2 separate regions of the Homo sapiens genome follow, and region 1 is linked to region 2. A link is a loop called in an ENCODE intact Hi-C map of the cell type or tissue named here. Cell type or tissue: PC-3. All regions are shown on one strand. Each heading gives the region's core, and the rest is flanking DNA. Links, peaks and the distances in the headings are about the cores only.

Region 1 (5,380 bases), core at 175-5,174, 77 kb after region 2:
AAATTAGCTGGGTGTGATGGCACGTGCCTGTAGTCCCAGCTACTTGGGAAGCTGAGGTGGGAGGATCACCTGAGCCCAGGAGGCAGAGGTTGCGGTGAGCATTGATTGCACCACCACACTCCAGCCTGGGTGACAGAGTGAGACCCGTCTCAAAAACAAAAACAACACATAGTCTGATGCTGGAATGCCCGTCAACCATAACTGGGGTACAAGATGTTTATTAGGGATCAACACCTGTGGAAGGCAGGGGAAGGAAGCAGGATTGGGCTGAAGCAATCAACCATCCTGGTTTGTATGCAACTGAGGGTTTACTGGGGCAAGGAATGCTAAAATCGGGAGATGACTGAGTAAACTGGGACAGTGGTCACTCTCGTTGAGGAAACTGGTTATAAAGCCTGTGAAGGAGGATCTAAACAGTGAGGATCTGGACAGTGCATCTCTGTGTCTAACGAAAGCACCAGTTTGTGCCTGGGTTTTCTTATCTGCAAAATGGCAACAATAATGGTAAATGCCTGACTGCATTGTTGTGAAGGTTAAATAAGTTGCCATGTGTAAAGTGATTAGAGCAGTGCCCACACAGTAAGCTCCTAAGTATTAGCTATCTTGCCAGATCAAGTGTCCTCCTGTCAGATCCTGAAATTCTTGATCTTTGGTCTCCTTTGTCAAACCACCACACTAGTGTTCATCATTACCTCAGTCTGGTTGTAATGTACAACCAGACTGATTAAATTTGGATTCATGCTGGTTTCTTGATTACAGCCAAAACACTGGGGTAAGAGGGTCTTCCATTTCCCTCTCACTCCCATATTTTGACTGATTCAGGAGACCCCCTCAACTCCTTGTGCTATCCTATTTCTATTATTGAATAATGGAAAGAATTAAGTGAGGAGAAAAGTGACACAGAAGTAAGGGCAGAAGAAATAATTTTTATTTATTTTATTTTATTTTTTGAGACCAAGTCTTGCTCTGACACCCAGGCTGGAGTGCAGTGGCACAATCTTGGCTCACTACAACCTCTGCCTCCCGGGTTCAAGCGATTCTCCTGCCTCAGCCTCATGAGTAGCTGGGATTACAGGCACGTGCCACCACACCCTGTTAAGTTTTGTATTTTTAGTAGAGATGGGGTTTCACCATGTTGGCCAGGCTGGTCTTGAACTCTTGGCCTCAAGTGACCCACCTGCCTTGGCCTCCCAAAGTGCTGGGATTACAGGTGTGAGCCACCACGCCTGGCCCTATTTATTTTCATTTTTATTTTGGAGATAAGGTCTTGCTCTGTCACCCAGGCTGAAGTTCAGTGGCACATTTGTAGGTCACTATAGCCTTGAACTTCTAGGCTCAAGCAATCCTCACACCTCAGCCTCCCAAGTAGCTAGGGCTACAGACTCACACCACCACACCCAGCTAATTTTTAAAATTTCTTGTAGAGCTGTTTTTAAATTTTTTGTAGAGATGGGGTCTTGCTGTGTTGCCCAGGCTGGTCTTGAACTTCTGGCCTCAAGTGGTCCTCCTGCCTCAGCCTCCCAAAGTGTTGGGATTACAAGTGTGAGCCACTGTGCCTAGCTGATTTTTTTTTTTTTTTTTTTTTTGAGACAGAGATTCGCTCTTGTTGCCCAGGCTGGAGTGCCTGGCATGATCTCAGCTCACCGCACCCTCTGCCTCCCGGGTTCAAGCAATTCTCCTGCCTCAGCCTCCCAAGTAGCTGGGATTACAGGCATGTGCCACCACGCCTGGCTAACTTTGTATTTTTAGTAGAGACAGGGATTCTCCATGTTGGTCAGGCTGGTCTCGAACTCCCAACCTCGGGTGATCCGGACGCCTTGGCCTCTCAAAGTGCTGGGATTACAGGTGTGAGCCACAGCACCCAGCCTGAATTTTTAAGTTAAAAGTAGCTTTCAAAAAAAAAAAAAATTAAGTATGAGACTTTGGAAGCCAGAGGGGGATGCATAAAAGGCAGAGTGACTAAAGATCATTTTTAGCCTGGGTAACTTTTGTGATTATGAAGCTGATGAAATAAATGATCCTCACTCTGACTTCTGTTTTCTCCAAAATAAACCATGTTGTGTAATTCCATCAGGTGATCACTGGTTGCTTGTTCCTCCATTCTGAAGAAGCTAAAGCTACTAAAAGTCATGTGAATCACTTTATGAGCAAGAGCAGGAAAGAGCACTAGGTTAAAATTTGGAGTATGACATTTTCAGTATGAGAATACTTCCCTCCCCAAAGAGTTGGACACAAATTACTTTTTATAGCAGCCCTTGGCTTTTCATTTAGCCAGGAGGGAAGTATGAGGTAGCAGGGCTCCACACCCTTTTACCTGGATGACATCCCTCTGTGTCATTTAAACAGATGCTACTTAGAATAAGGAGGTGGGTTATTTACTCTCTATTCTCATCACCTGAACTAAAGCAAGCACGCAAACAAGCCAAGCAAAAGAGCAATCTTAGAAGTCATTTTTTAAAATGCCTAGACCTCTTTTGGCTTGTTCTTCTGTTGAATTCCAAGCATTATTTGTCTAGGTTCCCTTGCCTGAACTGTTGGCAGCAGAGGTGCAATTTTATCCTTGAAGTAGGGTGTTCCGCGGGCACTGAGCCAATGCAGTTGGCTCATTCACTTCCTTCCCTGCTATGTTTCTTCAGGGCTTTCTACATGTCAGAAACCTATTACGCAATGATTCAGAAGAGGATACAGGAAGTATTGTTCCTACTGTAACATTGGCTGCTCACCTCTCTCTAGCCCAAACTGGTTTACTTCACCAAGGAAGCCACAGAGTTTTCTTCATTTCAATTCCTTTCTGATTTCACAGTTACCCATGATGGAAATCTGAAGTAGAAAGGACTTCGGCCAGGTGCAGTGGGCTCATCCCTGAATCCTAGCACTTTGGGAGGCCAAAGTGAGATGATCGCTTGAGCTGAGGAGTGTGAGACCAACCTGGGCAACACAAGGAGATCCCTGTCATTACAAAAAAATAAAAAAAATTAGCCGGGCATGGTGACACACACCTATGGTCCTAGATACCAGGCTGCTGAGGTGGGAGGATCACTTAGACCCAGGAGGCTGAGGCTGCAGTGAGCTGAAATCATGCTACTGCACTGTAGCCTGGGCGACAGAGTGAGACCCTATCTCAAAAAAAAAAAAAAAAAAAAAAAAAGGCAAAAAAGAAAATGCAAGGTGGCTCACACCTGTAATCCCAGCAGTAGTTTGGGAGGATGAGGTGGGTGGATTACTTGAGCCCATAAGTTTGACACCAGCCTGGGCAACATGGTGAAACCTCATTTCTACTAAAAAATACAAAAAAAAAAGCTGGGCATGGTGATGCACACCTGTAGTCCCAGCCACTCAGGAGGCTGAGGTAGGAGGATCACCTGAGTCCAGGAGGTCAAGGCTACAGTAAGCCATGATTGCACCACTGCACTCCAGCCTGGGCCACAGAGTGTGACCCTGTCTCAAAAAAGAAAGAATAATTTGAAAAAGAAAAAGTAAAAAAAAAAAAAAAAAAAAGAAGGACTTCCATGTCCACTTTGTGGGGAAAGTGATTAGGACTTTTGCAGCTTCTGATGGAGAGCCTGGGCTGTCTGTCATGCAGGGCAGGGCTGCTTGTCTGATTTCCACTACCCATGCTGCTGAACTTCTTTTGCGCGGGGGGCCCGGCTAAGCCCTGTCCTAAGGACAGGCACATTCACGTGTTTCCCTTGTGGAGGTGTTGGTGTGCATCACTGCATCCTTTCTCACTCTTCTGGTTCTTCTCAAGAACCAGAGCACACAATTCCTGTCCTAAAATCTTATGATTTGAGGCACCTGGCCCAGGTTAGGGATGCCTACTCTGCATCTCTTTCCAGGAATCATGCAGACACCTTGATCTCAGAGCCCACCCAACTGTGTGAACCATTCCCAGGAAGCCTAAAGATCCTGTTTCTTTGTAATGAGCCAGACCTGCCTGTCCTTACAGGCATCTCCACACAGGCTCAGGGTTCTGATCAGAACAGTAATGGGGCAAAGGGGACCTGCACTGGAAATGTGTGTGCACAATCATGACAGAGGATGGTCTCTGCGCAGAAAGCCTGCCAGAAACCAGAGGGAAGAGAAAGAGAGAGCTGCAGGTTCAGACTTCTCCCTTCTATCATGCGACTCAAAGATCCTCTTACCAGCTGGAGGGGTGCCCAGCCCAGCTTCTCATTCAAGGACACAGGAGATAAAATGACTGGGTTGGTGTTTAAGCAGATGATTCACTCACCTTTTTATAGTCAGGAGGACGCAGGAAAGTTTTATTCTTTCCATACATTTTGTACTTTATCCTTACATTCTATTGATTAAAATGAGAAAAATGAAAAAGAAAGCGCAATATCTGGGAAAATTCTTTCATATGCTGCAGACTCAAATTTATTGTATCCCCATAAACCAAAATCATCTTATCTCAGAACTGCTTGAGCTTTATAATTAATGCATTGTTAAGGTTTCACATTGACTATACCTGTACCATGAGACTTCTTATATCCTACAAAGATGATTGGATAGATTCAATATCTTTTTCCCTCACTACCTCTTTTTTTCACTCTCCACTTTCAATATAACCACTGCTAAATGATCTGACAATCGATTTCATATACATAAAAACATGGTGCTTAGTTCCATGTTTTTATGTATATGAAACTCTGGGGTGTAGGGGAAGAAGACGTGTAAGAAGGTATTCTGGCAAAGACACGCTGTGTCAGTTCCCTCTGGATGTTTTGTAAAACTGGTTGTGAGAAAATATAAGAGAGGGTAGACACTGCATGACAGTGATGGAAACAGGCATTGATGAAGGAACCATCTCCCTGAAAGCCATCTATCTTCCAAGTACATCCTGAGTCACGTTTCTCCTCCACATCTCCTGCTATTCCTCCTCATGTAGCTTGCCTGCCTACCACATCCTCAAGATTTGTCTCTTTTCTCATCTAAGGTTCAGCTACAGATACGAAGAGTAAACTGAGACCCTCAGATACCTTTTCCATGGTCAAAGCTCCCCAGAATGCATCTTCAACTTGAAATCAAACTTAAAGGGCTTACCTGCCTTCCCTGTAAATTCTTTTGGGCCACTTGGGCAGCTTGTGAAATCTGTCCCTCAGAACATTGCTGGGTGCCTCTGTCACATTCACCAGTTTTTCCTTTCTTTGTCCTTTGATGACTTTTGAAAAATGTACAAGGGTTCACTATACAAGGGGCAAACCATGTTTCCAAAAGACATCATAAAACTGAATCAAAAAACAAAACAAAACAAAACAAAAAAAAAACAAAAAAACAATGAAAATCTTGTACCTACAGAACTCTAAGGCATTTTTTGTAATTTTTCTAGAGAAGAGATGTTTAAATGCTATATGCAGAACTCAATCTGTGGACATAATAT
Region 2 (5,380 bases), core at 285-5,284:
TTGGTTATCAAGTTGCTCATTTACTTCTTAGGACTAGCTAAGTGCCTGAAATTTTCCTTGAAGGAACTCAAGATTTTCCCCTATTTCCATGCTTAGGGGCCCACAGGCCCCTAAGAGGGGTCCCTGTTCTGTCTCAACTGCTTCAGGCATCACTTCCTTCAGGAAGTTTTCTCTGACTACCTCTGAATCAAGGCAATGAGCCTCCTCTGAGCCCCGTACACCCTGGGCATACCTACACCATGGCATTTATCACACTCTATTGCAATTCTCAGGTTATTGGAAGGCAAGTTCTGTTTTTTGAGATATGTGTTGTTATAGCACCTGTCAAAGTGCCATGCCCTGAAAAAATGTCAAGACAATAAATTGATCAATGCCTGGGTAGTAGGAGTATTGTACCGCAGGATGCCAACAGCACAGGGCTTGGCATCAGAAACCCTGCCTCCAAGGCATGACTTCATAATTTATTTGCCAAATTATTTAAAGTCTCAGACTCAGTGCCTCATCTGTAAAATGAGGATTATAATTCCATAGCATGGTTGCAGATTAAATAAAATAATATAAATAAAAGTACTTAGCTATATTTCTAATAACAACTTAATAGATGCTATTCAAATATCATGTGAGGCCAGGCATGGTGGCTCAAGCCTGTAATCCAAGCACTTTTGAAGACCAAGGTGGGCAGATCACCTGAGATCAGGAGTTCTAGACCAGCCTAGCCAACATGGTGAAACCCCATCTCTACTAAAAATACAAAAATTAGCTAGGCATGGGGGCGTGTGCCTGTAATCTCAGCTATTGGGAGGCTAAGGCAAGACAATCGCTTGAACCTGGGAGGCGGAGGTTGCAGTGAGCCGAAATCACACCACTGCACTACAGCCTGGGCTCAAAAACAAATAAACCATATATATATATATATAATTCGAGCATTAGTATTAACATCAACATACAATTTGCCCCTTTCTGCTGTGAAAAAGGACTTGGTGGCAATACAGGTAAGAGGAGATGCTTCCTATTTATTCTAAACTTTACTCAGTCTAAAGGAAAAGATTCTTCAGTTTGACTCCTTCTTGTACTTTGTTACTGACTGAGTTCCCCATGCCACCTACATGCTGCCCACCTTACTGTTTCTTATCCACAATTACAATTCCCAAAGGAAGAGAGGGCTCAGATTCCCCATTTGTAAAATAAGTCAGACTAGACTACCATTCATCTGCCTTTAATTTCTAATCTGTACACTTCAAGGTTCATATGGGCTAAGTCCTTATGTGTTCTTTACTGTATCCCCAACACCTAGAAGAGTGTTGGGCACACAGTAGGTCCTTAAAAAATACTTCTTGAGGCCGGGCGTGGTGGCTCACGCCTGTAATCCCAGCGCTTTGGGAGGCCGAGGCGGCGGATCACGAGGTCAGGAGATCGAGACCATCCTGGCTAACACAGTGAAACCCCGTCTCTACTAAAAATACAAAAAAATTAGCCAGGCCTGGTGGCAGGCGACTGTAGTCCCAGCTACTCCAGAGGCTGAGGCAGGAGAATGGCGTGAACCCGGGAGGCAGAGCTTGCAGTGAGCCGAGATGGTGCCACTGCACTCCAGCCTGGGTGACAGAGCAAGACTCCGTCTCAAAAAAAGAAAAATTCTTGAATGAATACACGCATGAATAGATGAACTAATAATGCTTAGAATACGATGATGACCATATTTGTTAATATCTTCCATAAATTATTTACAGCACTCTGGAATAAATAATTTGACCATATCAAAGACTACAAACTTTCATTTATAAGATGAATAAGTTATGTAGATTTAATGTAAGACATGATGACTAGAATTAATAATACTGTATGGTATACTTAAAATTTTCTGAGTAGATCTTAAGCATTCTCTTCACACACAGCAAAACAGCAATTGTGTGAGGTGTTGTTAATTAGCTTGATTGTGGTGATCGTTTCACAATGTATGCATATATCAAATCATCACATTGTACACCTTAAACATACAATTTTTACTTGTAAATTTTACCTTAATAAAGCTAGCTAGAGGGGAAAAATCATTTGCATATACTTTAAATCAGGATCCCGGCAGTAATGGCTCTCCAAAAGCAGTAGCAGTTGTTCCATTTGTTCTGTTAAACTGAGGACAAAATGGTGTTTGGGCTGAAATGAACCAAGTGAATGTCGAGGGTCTTCTCACTATAAGGCACCACCACCTTTGCCAAGTTGCAGAGATAGGGTCAACACCTGTTCCCTCAACCTCCTATTCTGTTCCCACAGATGACCTAACTGCCCACAACCATCGTGTTTATGATAGTGAGATAGTTGAGAGCACCAGACATTAACTGCTTCCAAAAAACAGTCCACAGTGGGATTTTCTGGGATTATATATAGCCTGCTTCCCCAAACAACCCAGATTTGAGAACAAAGGAAGAGGCCCAGTCCTCCCACAGCAGGCAGGAGAAACAGAAAGTAGACCTCCCCCTCCTCTCCCTTCCCTTGAGATAGGAGGAAATTTTGAACTCTAGTCTCTGCCTCCAATTATCAGGGTGTTCCACAGTCTTAGCCTTGCAATTTAAGAGTCTTTTCTGTTTTAGATTTCTCAAGCCCTGGGAAACGAGTTCAAAAACAGTTGTATAGTGTTGCACAATGCCATTTTCCTCACCTTATATAAAAGAGTTAGGATCAGGCCAGGTGCGGTAGCTCACGCCTGTAATCCCAGCACTTTTGGAGGCCGAGGAGGGCGGATCACCTGAGGTCAGGAGTTCAAGACCAGCCTGGCCAACATGGTGAAACCTGTCTCTACTAAAAATACAAAATACAAAAATTAGCCGGGCATGGTGGTGTGTACTTGTAATCTCAGCTACTTAGAAGGCTGATGCAGGAGAATCGCTTGAACCCAGGAGGCAGAGGTTGTGGTGAGCCGAGATCACGCCATTGCACTCCAGCCTGGGCAACAAGAGTGAAACTCCATCAAAAACAAAAAAAAAGAGTTAGGATCTCTGAATCCAAGAGGAAAATGAGTATAGTAACGGGCTTCGGCTGTGTAGCCAACCTCATATTAGAGTCTGCATTCATTTCCACTCCACCCAGAAGGGGCAGGTGTATTTAAGCGGCAGGTGATTGTGTTGGAGGAACAAAGTGCTTTAAGGCACAATACTTACATGAAAGACTATGTAAACCCAAGTCCAGAGTCATTACCTCTGTTGCTCCCTTTCCTCTGCTAAAAACTTGTAAAAGGCATTTATACCATCTGAGTCATGAACCCATTCCTGTGTACCAATTCATTTCCCTGAATGAGTCTTAATCAGTCATACTTTGAAGGGAGTAGTCAAGTCGTTAGATCTGACTAATGAACCTTTCCAAATCATGCACACCATTTACTGTAAACCACGCTAGTCCCACACAATGAAATTACATGTCATTTTATCTCCCAAGAAGCAGGGAGCTTGAATAGATGGGATACGGCTCTGAAGCACTCACTTAAACGTTGACCCTATAATCTTGGTGTCTAGTTAACATTCAGAAAAGAGAATAGCCATGCAAGTCATTGAAGGCTGCCCAGTAGGTTGGAAACTGGTAGGTGTTGAACACAGAGTACATGATTTCACACCTTTAACTGCAATAATTTACATTTTTGCAATGTTGTGACCACTGTGCATAAATGAAATACTTCATCTAATGGTTTCTCAGCTACCAAGAACATAGGCAAAACTCTGCCTTCATTTCAGAAACATGTCTCATAGTACATGCTACACAAAATTCATTCTCATCTAAGGGCAAAGCCATGGATCTGTGGGGCACTGTGGGGCACACAAAGTTGGGTCCACCATGGTTCCTTCTCTTTTGGAACCCACTTTCTAGTGGGAGATAGACATAATATAAGGCATAGCAGAGTAAGGGCCTATTGGAGAAATTATTTCTGTGGCAGACCAGAGGATGAGGACCTTAATTTGAATTAGCAGATTAGGGAAGGTGACTGTGAGGAAAAGAACCTGAAGAATAAGAAGGATTTCAGGTGGGGGAGAATGAGGATGATGGCATTCCAGCATGATGGAATAACAGCAATGATAGCATGAAGGCATGAAGCCCTCACCAACACAGAAACTCTATAATTACATAAGCTCCTAGGTCCCACTTACGTTTCTTGCCTACACAATGCTCAGCCCACAGGGGTCTTGAGAGAAGCATAATACTTCCTCTTTTTCTGTACTCTAAAGATACATGAAGAATCGCCAGCAACCCTTTACAACAGTCATAGTCAGAAGAAGCTATTCAGTGTCTGTATCGGTCCACCTCCTTGGCCACTGGTTCTTGGTTTCCAATCCATTCTGCACACTGAAACCTTATTAATCTTCCCGAAAGCTGCATTTCTCCAGACAAGAAGAGCTCATAGAGAGGAAGAACTTATAATACTCTTCTGGGCATTCTAATGTTCACCAAATAAAGCCCAAACTCTTCAACGAGGACCTGAAATTTCTCCATGATCTGGTTTCAATCGTCCTTTCTGTCTTAATTTTCCGCTACTCTGCATGTAAGCAATGATGGCATCTTATCACTAGGAAACTACATGGAACCCAGGAATTAAAAAAAGGAGAAAACTCTGTAAGAATTAGTCTGAGACAAGGAAGGAGGTGATACTGCTTCCAGCAACAAGACTTCAGATGGTGGGTAAGAGAGAGGGAGGAGAGAGCGAAACTTGCTAGGAAAGAGCTGCCGATGAGAGAAAAAAATTGTTATATCTCAGTGAAAATTGTATTTCAAATTTGAACTTTATAAAGACAAATCAAAATAAAACTTTAATAAGATTTTAACTCACACAATATTTGATCTCGTCAACCTCTTCCACGATTATTTAAAACAATCATTTATTTGTTCAGCAAATATTTACTGAGTGTCCACACTGTTCCAGACATTGCTCAAAGTCCTTGGGGATATAGCTGTGAACATGATGGATGTGGACAGCCGTGTAGAGTTCAGTAAAAACTAAAATTATGATACTAAAATGAAGTGGTTAGGCCAGAAGATCTGTGTATGATGTGCATTCACACACCCACACTCCAATGCAACAAAGCAGTGACTCTACGTAATTAGATAAGGCAATAAAAGACAGACTCTCCTATGTTCCATTGGCAGATTGCCCACCTACCAGGTTTTGCTTATCCTTCTGAACCCAGTGATATCTCTAAAGAATGTTAAAATTTCAATTAGGGATGACTTGATCTATCTCTTTATTAATATCCCTGTTCCTTCTCTTTTAACAAATTATTTTCAATTTTTTTCTAAGATATTTTCAATTGCACCTTTGAACAAGAGAAACATGCCCTGCCTCCATGAGAATTTCAGCTTTTCAGAAACTGAGTGTCTCAGTTAATATCTGTTTGGTTGACAA

The links. A loop is a pair of places that touch in the nucleus more often than their neighbours do. Peaks named below come from ENCODE experiments on the same cell type or tissue, not always from the same donor. Only the 100,000 strongest peaks of a DNase experiment are listed, where the experiment ranks them.
Region 1: a loop joins it to region 2, with 3 times the contacts of the local background. A loop is called at or near these places in 6 of 110 quality-filtered maps.

What each region holds. Positions count from the first base shown.
Region 1 is chr6:87,729,273-87,734,652 of GRCh38, reverse strand. No RefSeq gene overlaps it. Among named protein-coding and RNA genes, the nearest start is that of AKIRIN2, 30 kb to the right of the region's middle. RefSeq lists an enhancer at 2,746-2,895. In PC-3, for the core only: no CTCF peak of the experiment used is centred there; DNase peaks (open chromatin) are centred at 2,272, 2,672 and 4,162; H3K4me3 peaks cover 743 bases; H3K27ac peaks cover 4,009 bases.
Region 2 is chr6:87,806,452-87,811,831 of GRCh38, reverse strand. The region is part of intron 2 of LOC101928911 (a long non-coding RNA gene); the gene reads right to left. Among named protein-coding and RNA genes, the nearest start is that of AKIRIN2, 110 kb to the right of the region's middle. In PC-3, for the core only: no CTCF peak of the experiment used is centred there; a DNase peak (open chromatin) is centred at 3,241; H3K27ac peaks cover 1,316 bases.